Linked DNA regions of Homo sapiens: region 2 is linked to region 1. Evidence: read pairs that join two places in POLR2A ChIA-PET (ENCODE). Cell type or tissue: MCF 10A. All regions are shown on one strand.

What was found. ChIA-PET counts read pairs that join two places held together with the same protein. Peaks named below come from ENCODE experiments on the same cell type or tissue, not always from the same donor. Only the 100,000 strongest peaks of a DNase experiment are listed, where the experiment ranks them.
Region 2: POLR2A ChIA-PET joins it to region 1 with 21 read pairs; 2 of 35 experiments call an interaction of 5 or more read pairs at or near these places.

The regions. Positions count from the first base shown.
Region 1 is chr21:33,797,651-33,805,650 of GRCh38, reverse strand. It overlaps ITSN1 (intersectin 1), which reads right to left. Exons shown (of 40, transcript NM_003024.3): 19 at 5,722-5,843; 20 at 3,207-3,221. Among named protein-coding and RNA genes, the nearest start is that of ATP5PO, 110 kb to the left of the region's middle. RefSeq lists an enhancer at 3,488-3,989. In MCF 10A, no CTCF peak of the experiment used is centred here; DNase peaks (open chromatin) are centred at 3,420 and 3,790.
Region 2 is chr21:33,679,627-33,687,626 of GRCh38, reverse strand. All of the region lies in intron 1 of ITSN1 (intersectin 1), which reads right to left. Among named protein-coding and RNA genes, the nearest start is that of ITSN1, 41 kb to the right of the region's middle. In MCF 10A, no CTCF peak of the experiment used is centred here; a DNase peak (open chromatin) is centred at 4,146.

The DNA.
Region 1 (8,000 bases):
GCTCCAACCTGGAGGCTGGCAAATTTCACCTCTGTTGCAACTACTCAAATCCGCCACTGTAGCACACAATATGTGAATGAAGGAGCCTGGCTGTGTTCCAATAAAACTTTATTATAAAACAGGCAGTGATTGGGCCAGATTTGAGCCAACCCTGTAATCGTGTATACTGGTCCCTCAAAACTGCAGTGATATTATGGCCAGTTGTTACTAAATGAGATACTTTCTGATGTTTAATCTATGGAAATCTATGGAAGGTAGAGGAAAAAGGTATTGTTGGCTACATTTAAAAAAATGTCTGTCAGGAGAAGAAAAGGAAAAGAATGAGTTAAAAATTGTTATAAGAGTAACACTAAGACAAACAATTTCCAGAATGAACTGACTGGCTAATGACTGATAACTACTAAAGAAGTCCATTCTTCTTTGGATATTTTTAAGAGGATATTTTCTAGAAATGATTTAGGATTAGTCCTGACGTGAAAAAGAGATTAGGTTAGATCAGCGGTTCCTGAAATTGACTACCTAACAGAACCACCTGGTCAGACTTCTGAAGGCTGTATATGCAGTAGAGTTCTCAGAATCTCTGGGGATGAGCCCTGGCATGGTTATTTTTTGGAAGCTCCCTCAGCAATCTGGATGCATTCAGGCCTGTACCAGTCCAAGGATAAGCATTTAAACCAAGCTTGTCCAACCCGCAACCCACTGGCTGCATGTGGCCCAGGACAGCTTTTAATGAGGCCCAACACAAATTCGTAAGCTTTCTTAAAACATTATGAGTTTTTTTTGCAAGCTTTTTTTTGAAGTTCATCAGCTATTATTAGTGTTAGTGTATTTTATGTGCAGCCTAAGACAATTCTTGCAATGTGGCCCATGAAAGCCAAAAGATTGTACTGATTTAGACACTCAGCCTGTGTTCTCAAGATAAACTTCAACAAAACAGCAGTGAGCATAGGTCTTCTCATTTCTTATGTTCTACTAACATGTTACGGATGTCAAATTTGATTTAATTCACCCTCCAAGTATTGGGAGTTCCAGATCAAGAGAGGCCATGTATTTTCTACGCATCTAAGCCTTAGCCATCAAGGTCAGACTCAATTGAAAGCATTTGGTCTTCCCTGAGCACATCACTTTACACTGATTCCTCTCCTCTTTTAAATTCCTAGCAGAGTTAGTGAATGTTTATTGAGAACTTCATCACATGTTGGCCTTTTCATGTGTTTCTCTAGATTTTTCTAAAAAGATTTTAAACATATGAATGGCAGACTTGATAATTTTCTATTATCTACAGTGCTGAGAATAGTGCTATATACAAGGTACCACATTAAATTTTTGTTAAACATGAAAAATTATAGTTTTGGATAAAACCAGGCTAAGTTTTTCTAAAAACAAAATATTTTTAAGGCTAAGACTGCCTACATTAAAAAACACTGTCACAATGTTAGACTTCTAAAAATCGAACATATTATAGTAAGCTATGTCCCAAAGACGTTTGAGGAATCTGAGAATCTGATGACTGTGCCCACAAAAGTATAAGTGAACCCCGGATTTTTCAACCTAGGGAGACTGACAGTAATGTTGTACTACATGTCTCATGCTCATCATTTGTTAACTGCAAAATTCATGAAATTAAAAAAATACAAACCTGTTGCTATTAGATGTCAATATCTATCTTTTTGCATTGACTGTTATCCTCACAAAGATAACACAGCTGAATGGCACCTGGAGTATCACAATGCATTTTGTAGTACAAAATCGAAACACTGCTGTCCCTTCTGCAAGCCAACGAATTATGCCTAGTAGTACATTCTACATTTCATTACATATTTGGGAGGTCTGAGATATAATAAACATTATTACAGTCCTGAGTAGATACTCTCTAATATACTTGTCCTTGAATTTATTTTGTTTTATTAAAAATTACAAATTAGATACATTTATAAAAATGAAAATAACATAGAAGTCTATAAAATTCAACACGAAAGCCCCTTCTTTACTGCCCAGTGGTAACCATTGTTAACAGTTTGATATATATATTTCAAAACTGTTAACTATACATAAACACATGAATACATATATAGTTTTATTTCGAACCAAAATGCAATTATGCTGCACATATTCTGCTTTTTTGATGGAAATCTTATGTGTATATGTGATCTACATAAGTTTTAATCTTCATTGTATTTTTTAGCTGTATCATAATTTATTTAAGCCATCCCTTTACTGATGGACATTGGGCTGTTTATTTGCTTTTACCAACACCACTGCAGTGAACATCCATGTACACACATATTTGTGCATGTGCCCAAAAGAGGAAGGAGAAGAATGAGAGGAAGGAGAAAAATAGAATTTCTGGGGCAGAGGGAACGAGAATTTTAAATCTAAACAGGCACTGCCAAATTGCCTTCCAAATCGCTTAACCAATTTATACAACCATGCTAACAATGTATATTATATCCACTGTCCTATACTCTTGACAAAGCTGGATATTACCAGACTTTTAAACTTGCTCATTTGACAGAGGAACAATGCTATTTTGTTTTATAACTTGCATTTTTCTGATCACCCAAGAAGCTAAGCATCTTTTCATGTATTTTTTAAATAACTGACTTTTTACTTCATCTGTGAATGTCCCTTCCCACCCTCTGCCAATTGTTTAAGGCTTGTGGGTGTCTTTCAAAGTGAACTGTTCGGAATCTTTATGTAACAGGGGTAACCCTTTATGTAACCCTTGGTCTCATATATTTTGAAACATAGACATTTTAATTTTTGCATATTGTTGACTGTCCATTTTTGCCTCTTAACGACTTCTGGTTTTTATAGCTTCAAAAGGCCTTTCTTAGCCAGAAAATTATTCCAATAGTCTGCTTAAAAAAATTTTTTTCCCAGAATTTTATCTTTTATGTTTAATCTACTTGGAACTCCTTTTTGTCTATGGCCTGAGATGGAGACTTGACCTAATCCCTTGCCAAACACAGAGCATTCAAGTTAGTCCTTAAAAGGAATCTAACAAAAAGAAACCCAGTACACAAACTGAGAAGACTTACGACTTACTTTTTTTTTAAAAAGCACAACCTACTACACAGACTCAAACACATTTTTACTGCCGCAACAACACCCAGAGATACGTGTACTTACACAGAATTCAAGTGACTTAAAAGGACAAAACATTGAATAAGATGCAGACTTCCTGACAGTTAGGCAACACTTACCCATTCCCCTTTAACCTCCACCAGGAAAGCAAAGGTTTGAAAGCAAGGCAAAATATATGTTTAATGACATGCTTTATTCTTACAGCATATCTAAACTCTACGCATCTCATCAAGCTGGTGGTTAACTAGCCAATTCGAGGAAAAGGTTTCAACAGGCCTAGGATTACAAGTGAAGCCCAGATATGTTCCCGAAAAAGAGCAACACTTTCTCATTAAGATACAGATCACCTGCAACATTTCCTCATCATCACATTTCATAACATTCCCTTACTTTAGGATGAGAGCGAGCTGCTTCTCTGCACCTTGTGTTGCAACAAAATCCAGTTTCAAAAATATTAGGCTGGTTTGTTTAACATTAAAAAAAAAATTGTAATGAGGTCCTCACTGATGTGACATTGTATTTTCAGAAATTTTAGATTCCTATTATATGGTGTTTACATATTTTACAATTAATCTGCTTTACAGGATACACTACTTCAAATATGAGGCAGTATGAGTAAAGTAGCTTCAGGCTATCAGAAACCACGGTGTAGGAAACAGCAGGTGGTGAAGTCAGAGGAAAGCTGACAGAAACACACCCCGCTGGCTCAAGTTACCATTTGTGTGTACAGAGTGGCATGCCCAAACCAACAGTTCTTTCTGTAAAGGATGAGTAAGGCTGGCACCCAGCATGTTTCAGTCAATAACTGTGTGCTGAATGAAGCCATGGAGTATACTTGAAGAGGTTTTTGCTACTGTTAAGGTGATTTTAACTTTTAAAGATCTGGAGCCTGGGCAACATAGGGAGACTCTGTCTCTACAAAATGTAAAAAAATAAAAATTAGCTCGGTGTGGTGGCACACGCCTCTGAGCTACTCAGGAGGCTGAGGCAGGAGGATCACTTGAGCCTGGGAGGTGGAAACTGCAGTGAGCCAAGATCATGCCACTGCACTCTGGCCTAGGTGACAGAGTGAGACCCTGTCTCAAAAAAAAGAAAAAATAATTTGGGATGTTTGGCCTTGCTTCTTCTAGCCCATGGTAATTACAGAGAAAGCAGCTATTAGGAAAAAAGGGGACACAGGAATTCATTTCTCTAAGTGCCAAACATATTGTTATTTCTAGGTATTTTAGCCTATTAAAGATCCACAGATATGATGTGTATATGGCAAGATGAATGCATGAGTAATAGTAAAATCACCTGTACACCACCCTTTATACTTCAAAGACATACAGTCCTTGGGTAAGAAACATGTTTGTTTCAATTGTTAACTTTCACAGTTCTTTACAAATTCTAGGCCAGGCATGGTGGCTCATGCCTGTAATTTCAGCACTTTGGGAGGCTGACCTGGGAGGATCGTTTGAGCCCAGGCAATTCAAGACCAGCCTGGGCAACACGGAGAAACCCTATCTCTATAAAAATTACAAAAATTAGCTGGGCATGGTGGTGCACGCCTGTGGTTCCAGCTAGTTGGGAGGATGAGGTGGGAGAATCGCTTTGCTTGAGCCCGGGAGGCAGAGGTTGCAGGGAGGCAGAGGTTGCAGGGAGGCAGAGGTTGCAGGGAGGCAGAGGTTGCAGTGAGCCAATATCACACCACTGCACTCCAGCCTGGGCAACAGAGTGAGAACTTGTGTCAACCACAACAAAAAAAAAATCTAAATTATCTTTAAAAAAAAAAAAAATGTTAAGAGTAATGCAGAGTTGACTACTTCTAAGACTCTAAAGAGAGTAACTAGAACAAGGAACTACTATTTTCTTTTAGAAAATGATTTAGATCAACCATGTCTGATTTTCTTTCTTAAACTGGTTCCTATAGTTTTAGTCACATCATAAAATGATTATTAGTTCAAGGAAAGAAACAATAACAAAGCAAAATTCTAAACTATTTTCTGTTACAAAGTAGGAAAGCAGATTAACTGTATAATTCATTACTCTTTTTACATAATTAAAAGTTCACATAATTAAAGGGAAAAAAGATGCTTTGATGCAAAGATACAAAAGTTATTGCAATTATGAGAATGATTTGATAGAGTGTTTTGCACTTATAACTATTTCTTAAAGACTCCTGGCCTCCTTCCACCTTGGAGGATCCTTTTGTGTGTGTATATATATGTGTACATATATACACACACGCACACTAGTATATATTATACATACACATATATATACACACGCACACTAGTATATATATTGTCTATACATCATATATAAAATATATGTATTACATATATATGTATACTCATAGTATATAAGTAGTAATCTAAACTCTGAAATTATCAGACATTTATAGATTTAAAAATAAGAACACACTGTCTTTATCAACTCAATTTTAAAATGATGTTAGGATACATTTTTTTAAATGCCATCTTTCATTTTAATAGAAAAGAAAGAAGATTGAGCTTATACTTTAAAAATCTAGATGCTGGATTATTGGGTTTCATACTCACTGACAATCTCACAATTGTTGAATAAAGTGAAAAAAAGAGGACAGAGGCTAATCTTCAACAGAAATGACCCTCTCACTGGAGTCTTTCTTACCATGACTATGTCTCCTGGCTGGATAGTGATTTCATCATGGCTTCTGGATTCAAAGGGGTACAGTGCCCGGTAATACACCACTTTTACATTTTCCTGTGCAGAAATGGTAAGTGGACCTTTTTCTGTTTACAAAAAAAGGTGGGGGGGACAAAAATAAATAATTACAGAGAACACAAATGTATGACAACAAGCCAAACAACTAACCTCTCCTCTATTGCCTATCTTAACCTCTGAACTATTTCCCTCCATTCAAGGAATTTCTGAAACACATACTGAATGCCAAAGCACAGCCAAATCTGACGTCAGCAACAAAAACCCATGAGAGAGTTCATTAGTGACTCTCTCTAAACAAAGGTCACTCCAAGCCTGGGTGCGGCGAGGCTGCCTAAAGGTCCCTTGTCTCTGCCTCTTTCCTTGGGCTCCAGCAGTGCAGATCTGTAAAGCATCAATACCCGCCCTCCTCCCTACCCAGTGTGTTGAGTACAATGTAGCAGTTAGGATATGACCCAAAGTCTGAATCAGCCAAGGAGTCAACTTGTTTGGGAGGGAACAGAGGCACCAGTTTCCATACTGAAACATGAAAATGCAGATGTTTTAGGCTCTTTAACCTGGTCATATAAAAACTAAGTGCTGATTTTGGTTATACTGATAATCCCCGATGAAGACACTCTTCCTCTACATTTCTTTGGGAAATAATTAGCCTAAGGATGAAACCTAGATGAAAATAATTTAGATTTTACATGAAATAAAATGTTTAAAAATGCACATGAGCGGAGGATATTTTGGATTCTGGTTAGCAAAAACTAGTAACAGACCTTTGGGCATTTTTACTCAAGAGCTACAAGTATTTTGACATATACCTATCTTATCTGAAAAGCAACGAGGGGGAAGTATTATCTCCACATGATTTTGAACTGTATGACATGCAAGATTTCCTACTGACTGAAGGGGAAAAATAAATCCTCATCTTATACTAGGAGGACGCATGAAGAACTTAAACTAACTTCCTAAGATCAATGGTGAAATTATTTTCAGATTAAAAAAAAAACTATCAAAAAATTAATTTGCCCCTCCTATGACATGGTTGCTACTCTGTAGGTCTGATGACCTGCCAGTCTTTCCCCTGGACTGCATGCATCTGAAGGCAGGTAGGTGCCTAATGCAACTCCATACCTCACGCCCATCTCTGCCCACTATGTAGCTGGGGACCAGTAAACCTTTACAGAATAGCTTGAAAGTGTTTTTTCTTTCTTTTCTTTCTGTATACTGAAGCACTAAAGAAGCACATGGATGACCAAGCAAAACTGGTATAATTTACCACACAAAGAAAAAGCAATGACTTGCTTCCACTGAACATTATTTGCAAAACTGTACAATCACACAACCACACAAGAATCTTAAATACATTCTAGCTCACATCAGATATTATAAAGGATAGCTTTTTCTAGCTATTCCGATTAGATTGGTCTTTCATTTATCTTTTTGTTCAGTCTTTCATTTATCCCTTTTTTAAAAAAAAAAGGCAAATTAGGCTAGGCATGGTGGCTCATGCTTGTAATTTCAGTACTCTGAAAGGCCAAGGTGGGAGGATCGCCTGAGGCCAGGAGTTCAAGACCAACCTGGACAACAAAGTGAGACCCCCCATCTCTACAAAAAAAAAAAAAATTAGCTGGGCATGGTGGTGCATGCCTATAGTCTCAGCTCCTTGAGAGGCTAAGACAGGAGGATTGCTTGAACCCAAGAGTTTGAAGCTGCATTTAACTATGAGTGTGCCACTGCACTCTAGCCTAGGCGACAGAGTGAGACACTGTCTCAAAGAAAAAAGAAAAGGAAAGAGAAGAAAGAAAAGAGAAGTAAAGAAAAGGCAAATTATGCTTTTACATTTTTCAAAAAGTAAAAGCAGTTTTATGCAATGCAGACCGAAGACAGCGAATGCCCCATCAGTGGAGGCAAGGGTGAAAGGTGCCACTTTCTGTTGCAGAAACAGCTCAGAAATTCCAGGGAGGGAAATAACAAACCAGAGAAACAGCAGGTTCTTTTGCAGCATATAAGACCACTGGAACTTCACGCCACTTGTTAGCTCCGTAGAGGACTCGTGGATGCCAGTGTAACGTGGGCCAGAGGCTGGCATGGTGGTGGGAGAATTACACAGATCTCAAATGACCCTGGGGAAAGAAGAGCTGGCCATGCTCAAAATAAGAGACTGACGTTCTCATCTGTTAATGTAGCCAAGACAGGTACTGATGAGATAGGGGCATTTTTCAGGAGGCTCTGGGAGA
Region 2 (8,000 bases), 120 kb after region 1:
TTCAAAGTTAACATGTTTGAGTAGGTCAACATAACATAGATCACCTGAGAGAAAGAGGAATGCTGTTCCCTAAAAAACTACAAAATCCTTAGGCCTTCAAGTTCTACAGATTAGAAACATCAAAACTCAAATACATTTCAGATTGTCTTATTATGTAAAACTCATGCCGATAAGCATCCTAATGTGGCTTGAAAATTCTTTTTTTTTTTTTTTTTTTTTTTTTTTTTTAAGATGGAGTTCTGCTCTTGTTGCCCAGGCTGAAGTGCAATGGCACGATCTTGGCTCACTGCAACCTCTGCCTCACAGGTTCAAGCAATTCTCGTGCCACAGCCTCCCGAGTAGCTGAGATTACAGGTGCACGTCACCAAGCCCAAATAATTTTTTTTTTTTTCTTTTGAGACAGAGTCTCGCTCTGTCACCCAGGCTGGAGTGAGGCCTGACTAATTTTTGTATTTTTAGTAAAGACAGGGTTTCACCATTTTGGCCAGGCTGGTCTCAAAACTCCTGACCTCAGGTAATCTGCCCACCTTGGCCTCCCAAAGTGCTGGGATTACAGGCATGGGCCACCGTACCCAGCTGAGGCTTGAAAATTCTTTAACTATTAGTTATAAAGTTAACCAAAAGAAAAAGACCATTCTGCAAAATATATAGGAAGCATGTCCAAATTGTGTTGAAATATCCACCACATTGGCCACTGACAAACAAAACCACCCAAACCAGATAAAGAGAACAATTCCATCCATAAACACATAATGAGAACCCAAAAAAACTGAGGAGTTTCGTGACCTAGCTCTAGTCTCAGATCTGTTCACACATTCATTCTATAATTCTCTAATTTATGCCAGGTAACATGCAGGACCTCATTTTGACTTTATTAGATGGCACCAATCTTCCCTGGAGTGGTTAGACAAGTAGATCATCCATCTTGAAATGTGATATATAAAATGGAAAGGGGAAATGAGACAAAAATTGAGCTCAAGAAAGCCAGGCAATAGACGAACTGATTCACACTGGCTGGTCACACAGACTGTGAAACATGTCACTGTAAACAGTAACTCTACCCTGAAAATGGAGAGGCCAGAAGGATACATCGGCGAGCACTCAGCACAGTTCAATTACCTTGCCATTAACTTACCCACCCAGCCAGACTCATCACTTGCACTAAAAATAGGACATAAATGCTTTTCTAGCATTCCAGCTATGAAAAACTTAAGATAACAAATTTCAAAACATTTATCAGAAAAATATACCAGGAAAAGAGAAAAAGCAATATATATATATTTCTAGTGACAAAAACACAAATTGAGAAAAATGACATTAACACCTTGCTTTGATATGGCACCTATCTGTAAAGAAGCTTAAATACATTTGGAAATTAAAAAAAAAAATCTAATCACAGTAATTCTAACAACATCCCTATGAAATAGGTAGAATGTAAATATATAATTACTTCTGTTTAGCTACTGAAGAAAAGTAGACACATATTTCCCATTCACTGCTAATGACATTCTTGAACTAGCTCAGTCCAGCACTTTGAGCATACCACAGAGCCAAGTCATCAATTACCTTCTAAGTTGTAATAAAGCAAAATATAAATGTGAACCCCACAGTTTTCTATGCTTAAGTACTAAACTCTTAAGAATGCACAAACAAGTATGGCAAAATTGGCTTCAGCTTTAGAAGGAAAACAAATATTCAATTCAGTCTGATGAATCTACTTTTTTAAGAAGTAAAATTGAGAAATAGTTATGATTATTATTAAAACCACTTGAAATGCAGAAATTATAGAGAAGAGTGAAAACTCAATTTCCCACACTCACCAACAGGAACTGACAGCTTTATGCCTCCCTCAAAGGACAAAAGGAATTCAGTTTAAAGTGCAAGGTCAAAGTATACAAAAAGACACACTGGCCTGAGAAACCAAGAGGTTTAACAACAAAGAATGAGTCAACCAATACTTGCTGATCTTGAGTACTAAAAAAAGAGAATTTTTTTTTTTTTTTTTTTTTTACTCAAAAAGGAATTAATTTGTCCCACTGATGGCTAGGAAAAAGGATCACCTCTAAGTGTTTTAAATGTGTTTTTAAGAGCTATTATGAGGTAGCTTTAAAAGTTGGTATATTATTACAGCGTTGAAGGGGTACTTCCTAAATATACCCAATACATCTAACTCCTTTCAAGGCCAACTCTTGGTGAAATAATTCTTTCTTCCTTTCAATACTATTTAGATAAGGCACCACCAAAGCAGTACAGAATGACTAAACCTGAACTTGCTACAGGAATTTCCAAACAGATAAGAACTTGCAAATACGTCCCTATTTAAAAGACAAGGGAAACTTGAAGAAAGTCTCTGATTCCCTGAACGCCGAGTATATCCAGTGAAAACATAAACTCCTTTCTTAAAACATAAGCTCTTCAATGCAGACACTGTCTCCTTAAAGTTGTATTCAGACCTTAGCACCTGTGCCAAGAGTAAATGGTTTCTATTGTCACTATGAAACGCAACTTGCTTTAATAAAAGGAAGTGATGTCTAGAATTTGCTTCAAAATAATCTGGAGTGGAGGGTGGCAGGATGGAGACAAGATTAGCTGAGAGTTAACAGTGACTGTAGCTGGGTAATGATACTACTCTCCTTTCTTTTGTAGATGTTGAAATTTTTCATAATAAAAGGTTAGACAGAAAGAAAAGAAAGCTAGTTTTAGAAAGTAAATCCCCTTTAACTTGACTATTTCTTTGAGAGTTACTTAACAAAGAATTCACAAGGACAGCAATTTAATCTCTTAAATTCTTTAAAGTTATAAAACAATTACAATTACTCTTCAGTTCTTCTGTAGTTCACACAAGTGGAAGAAGCTGAACTAGGAAATTACCTACTCTAGATTAATGTTTTCTCTCTTATATGTCATAAGAATTACATGACATATAAGAATCATATAAATATCAGGAATAAATTAAACCTGATTTAAAAGAATGACGGGTCATTTTTTTCCCTCATCCTAATAAGAGACCCTCTTTCTGAGATAATTAAAGGAAATTATAAGTACCCTAGGAAAACTGTTTCTACCCCCAAATACAGGTTTTAAGTAAAGCTTAACAAATTTTTAACTATCTCTTATATCAGTTCCTACAAGCTAACCTTAGATTAAACTGAACTTTTAAACTGCCTTAACCTTAATAAATGTCCTCATTAATCATGCTATTCCACATTTTAAAACTTTCATTTTTAGGATCCTGCTAAGAATTACAACACACAAAGGAAAACAACCCCTTGACTGTCTTTTAGTGTGAATCGGTACTCAGATGAGTGCCATCAAGATCAATTTAGTCTCTAGCAATGAGTTGAGACATTTGACAATTAAGATTAATGTCTGACCTGTGAGTTGACCCTAATGGACACCTTCCTTAAAGCAGATGCATGGCAGATTAGATAAGTAGTCACATGGAAACAAGGTTATTACTGAATCACATTTCTCTAAGGAGTTATCAGCATTCTACTTATACAGAATTAACCGAAATGCTTTAATGGAACAGGAAAAATAAAAATAAAACATAGCATGGGAAATGAAGACTAACTCACAGGGCTCACATTGAGTCTCTAACAGATGTTACACGGTGGCTTCATTCTCCTCCTTTTTTCCCCCTTTCCTCTCTTTATCTGGTAGCTTTACTTAGGGGCATCGGCTCCAATAGCAAACAAGCACATTATTTAAGCTGTCATTCTTGCACACATTCCCAACCTACTTGGCAGAGTGGATATTTCTAAAATGGATAGCAACTACAAATATTAAAATAGAGAAATTCATCAAAATGCAAATGAAAACTGGTCACTGAGTTCCCTAAATCTACATTTAGTATTTCAAATATTTGGAAACTGCATTAAGCACAGGAGTTATTTAAAGGAGTTTAATAAATAATCATGTCAGATATCTGTAAAATGGACACAAAAGGTACCTTTTAGTAACATATTTATAAGGAATTCAATCTGTTCATTGCAGGAGACAAACCAGTTCTCAGATCTCTACCGAGAACAAAAAATATTTCACACATTCACCTCAGCAGGGTGGATTTCCAGCACTGGGAAGAGCCAGATGACTCAAGACTCAGCCATGTTTCCATGGCTTGAAGAAAAGATGATTAATGATGCAAAACAACTAGGCATGGGGAACTTGTACAATGGCTTGCTTACCCAAGATCAGCTGCTAGCTAAAAAATGCTTCAACCTCTGATAAACAGGGCCCTCAATGGACAGGTTCAAACAGGGGCTTGGTTCTTGAATGACTCACATTAAGCTTATCTAGCACATCCGTCACAAAAAGACAGTAGGACTAAAATCAACTTATTATCAAGCTCTTCACTTTTAGATCATTGAAATGACTGCACAAATCCCAAAATATGAAAAGATGATCTCTGAGTAAAAGCAGGAGGAAAAAAAAAAAAGTCAGCGCCTGATTCCCCAGGAGCTGATTATCCAGTCTGAGAATCGCCAAGGCACCTTATTTCCTCAGGCCAACTGTCTACCTTTCATCATTCTGGTCCCTTTCACTCTTGCCATGGTGAGAGGGAAGAGAAAGAGAGTGTTTGGTTAAGTAAATAGTTCATATATTTGAAGGAGGAAATTCAAGAAGAGAAAAAGAGAACAAGGGTAAGATAAAATTAATCTTATAAATACTTGTCTATTTCATCTACGACCTTTACAACTGCCGATTGGCAACATAACAAATAAAGCAATAGATACTACTAAAAGTACAAAACTAAGTGATCCTAGTGTGACAATAAATATAAACAATGTTCAGAAGCCATATGGGGAAAAAAAAAAGGGCTCAAGCCTGCAATCCCAGCACTTTGGGCAGCCGAGGTGAGTGGATCACCTGAGGTCAGGAGATCAGCCTGGCCAATGTGATGAAACCCCGTCTCTACTAAAAATACAAAAATTAGCTGGGTGTGGTGGTGCACACCTGTAGTGCCAGCTACTGGGAGGCTGACACACAAGCATCACTTGTACCCGGGAAGCAGAGGTTACAGTGAGCCAAGATGGTGCCACTGTATTCTTCCAGCCTGGGCAACAGAGAGAGGCTCCATCTCAAAAAAAGAAAGAAAAGAAAAGAAAGAGGCTGGGCACTATGTGGCTCATGCCTGTAACCCCTGCACTTTGGGAGGCCGAGGCGGGTGGATCACCTGAGGTCGGGAGTTCGAGACCAGCCTGACCAACATGGAGAAACCCCGCCTCTACCAAAAATACAAAATTAGCCGGGCGTGGTGGCGCATGCCTGTAATCCCAGCTACTAGGGAGGCTGAGAAGCGAGAATCGCTTGAACCTGGGAGGCAGAGGTTGCGGTGAGCTGAGATTGCGCCATTGCACTCCAGCCTGGGCAACAAGAGTGAAACTCCATCTCAAAAAAAAAAAAAAGAAAAGAAAGAAAGGAATTATATAGGAGGATATATAACAAAACACCAATAGTTGTCCTGAGTAGCCAAATAGAACACAACCTCTACTTGCTTGTATTTAATGCATATTTAAAATTTTTTCTGTAATTAGTATGTAGTTTTTTTTTTAAGCACATAATCTTTTGGTATGGCAAAATGACCCCCAAGAAAGCACTTTTCATTTTAAATATAAAAGGAGCTATTGTAGGAACTGCTCTATAAAACTGGTTCCAAGGCCAGGCGCGGTGGTTCATGCCTGTAATCCCAGCACTTTGGGAGGCCGAGACGGGTGGATCACGAGGTCAGGAGATCAAGACCACCCTGGTTAACACGGTGAAACCCCTCTACTAAAAATACAAAAAAATTAGCCGGGCATAGTGGTGGGCGCCTGTAGTCCCAGCTACTCAGGAGGCTGAGGCAGGAGAATGACGTGAACCCGGGAGGCGGAGCTTGCAATGAACCCAGATCTCGCCACTGCACTCCAGCCTGGGCGACAGAGCGAGACTCCGTCTCAAAAAACACGAAAACAAAAACAAAACAAAAAATAAAATAAAATAAAATAAAATAAAATAAAATAAAATAAAAACTGGTTCCAAACTAAGCGGAGGCATCAAATAGCATGAAAATAATCTGTTTACTTTCTTTTGTTTTTTGAGACGGAGTCTCACTCTGTCGCCCAGGCTGGAGTGCAATGGCATGATGTCAGCTCACTGCAACCTCTGCCTCCTGGTTCAAGCAATTCTCCTGCCTCAGAATACGTTACTTTCTTGCTATTTTGTTCATTAATTCAACAAACATTTATTAATCAGCTATCATGCATTAGATCCACTGTCTGCAGAGATGCCAAAAATGGTAATAAAGATGTAACTAGTTAATTCTCGTTCTCATGAAGCTTGATACCATAGGCTACAGGCTGCAGAGCTTCCTGCCTGCCCCCAACCTCTCAGCTTCAATACCCCTCAAAAAACCTAGGAAACCTTCTTAAATATCGCTCCATACAAACACATAGTACTGTTATCCAAATATTTGCTGCCCTTCCTTAACAGACCCTTTCCTACCTGTCCATCCCCGGGCGGGTAAATATTTCTTGCTTACTGAGGCCCTGCATGACCACGTGACTTGCTTTTGGCCAATGAAGTATGAGTTGAAATGGCACATGCCACTTTTGAGGTTCTACCATGGCATGAAGCCCACAAAGAGCCTTAAACTGAGAAACAAAGTTTTGTTGTCGTAAACTACTGAGATTTGGAGATTGTTACCACAACATAATTTAGCAAAAGCTGACTAATTAATATACCCGACTAAACTTTGACACAACAGAGAATATTAAATAACCTACGAGCAAGGGATACAAATAAGTAATCTCCACCCTGGCTGTGCTGACTCTGGTTTACAACTTAATGTTCTAAGTGGTAGATGAGGATAATTTGGTCCAGAAACCATGCAGTCATTAACCTACTGATTGCTTTGCTGTGTTTTCTCTCCAAAAGTCTGGGCAGGACTTCAGACATTTGGTGGACTTCAGACATTTGGAACCTTCCTTAAAGAAAAATGCAGAAAGTATGGCACCAGGCCACGCACATCGGCTCACGCCTGCAATCCCAGCACTTTGGGAGGCTGAGGTGGGTGGATCACTTGAGGTCAGGAGTTCAAGACCAGCCTGGCCAACATGGCGAAACCCTTTCTCTATAAAAACACAAAAATTAGCCGGGTGTGGTGGTGCATGCCTGTAATGCCAGCTACTCGAGAGGCTGAGGCATGAGAATCGCTTGAACCCAGCAGGCAGAAGTTGCAGTGAGCCGAGATTGCGCCATTGCATTCCAGCTTGGGCAACAGACAGAGACCCTGTCTCAAAAAAAAAAAAAAGAAAAAAGAAAAGAAAGAAAAAGAAAATACGGCACCAATGAAAACATTCCTCAGCACTGTCCTGAGTTAGAGAAAGAAAAGAACAAAAACAGAAAGAAAATATTCCACAGGACACAAGACAACAAACATCCAGAGGAATAAAACCCCCACTGCTTCCCCTTGAAATAAATTAACTAGAAGTTATTTTTCTTAATTAGAAGATATTTGCTTTAGAAACAATAAAATGCAAAAGAACATTATATCTATTACATAGGAATAAAGTGTTATGAAAAAGACAGCAGGCCAAGCGAACTAGAAATGCACCTAAAATAAAATGACAGATTAAAAACAAAAGGATGGGCTGGGCGCGGTGTCTCACGCCTGTAATCCCAGCACTTTGGGAGGACCAGACAGGCGGATCACGAGGTCAGGAGATCAAGACCATCCTGGCTAACACGGTGAAACCTCGTCTCTACTAAAAATACAAAAAAATTAGCTGGATGTGGGGGCGGGCACCTGTAGTCCCAGCTACTTGGGAGGCTGAGGCAGGAGAATGGCATGAACCTGGGAGGCGGAGCTTGCAGTGAGCTCTGCCACTGCACTCCAGCCTGTGTGACAGAGCGAGACTCCGTCTCAAAAAAAAAAAAAAAAAAAAAAAGGATAAGGATCAAAAAACACACAAAAAAGGGAGGACTGCTAAATTTAATAAGCCTTTCAAGGCAAAAACTGT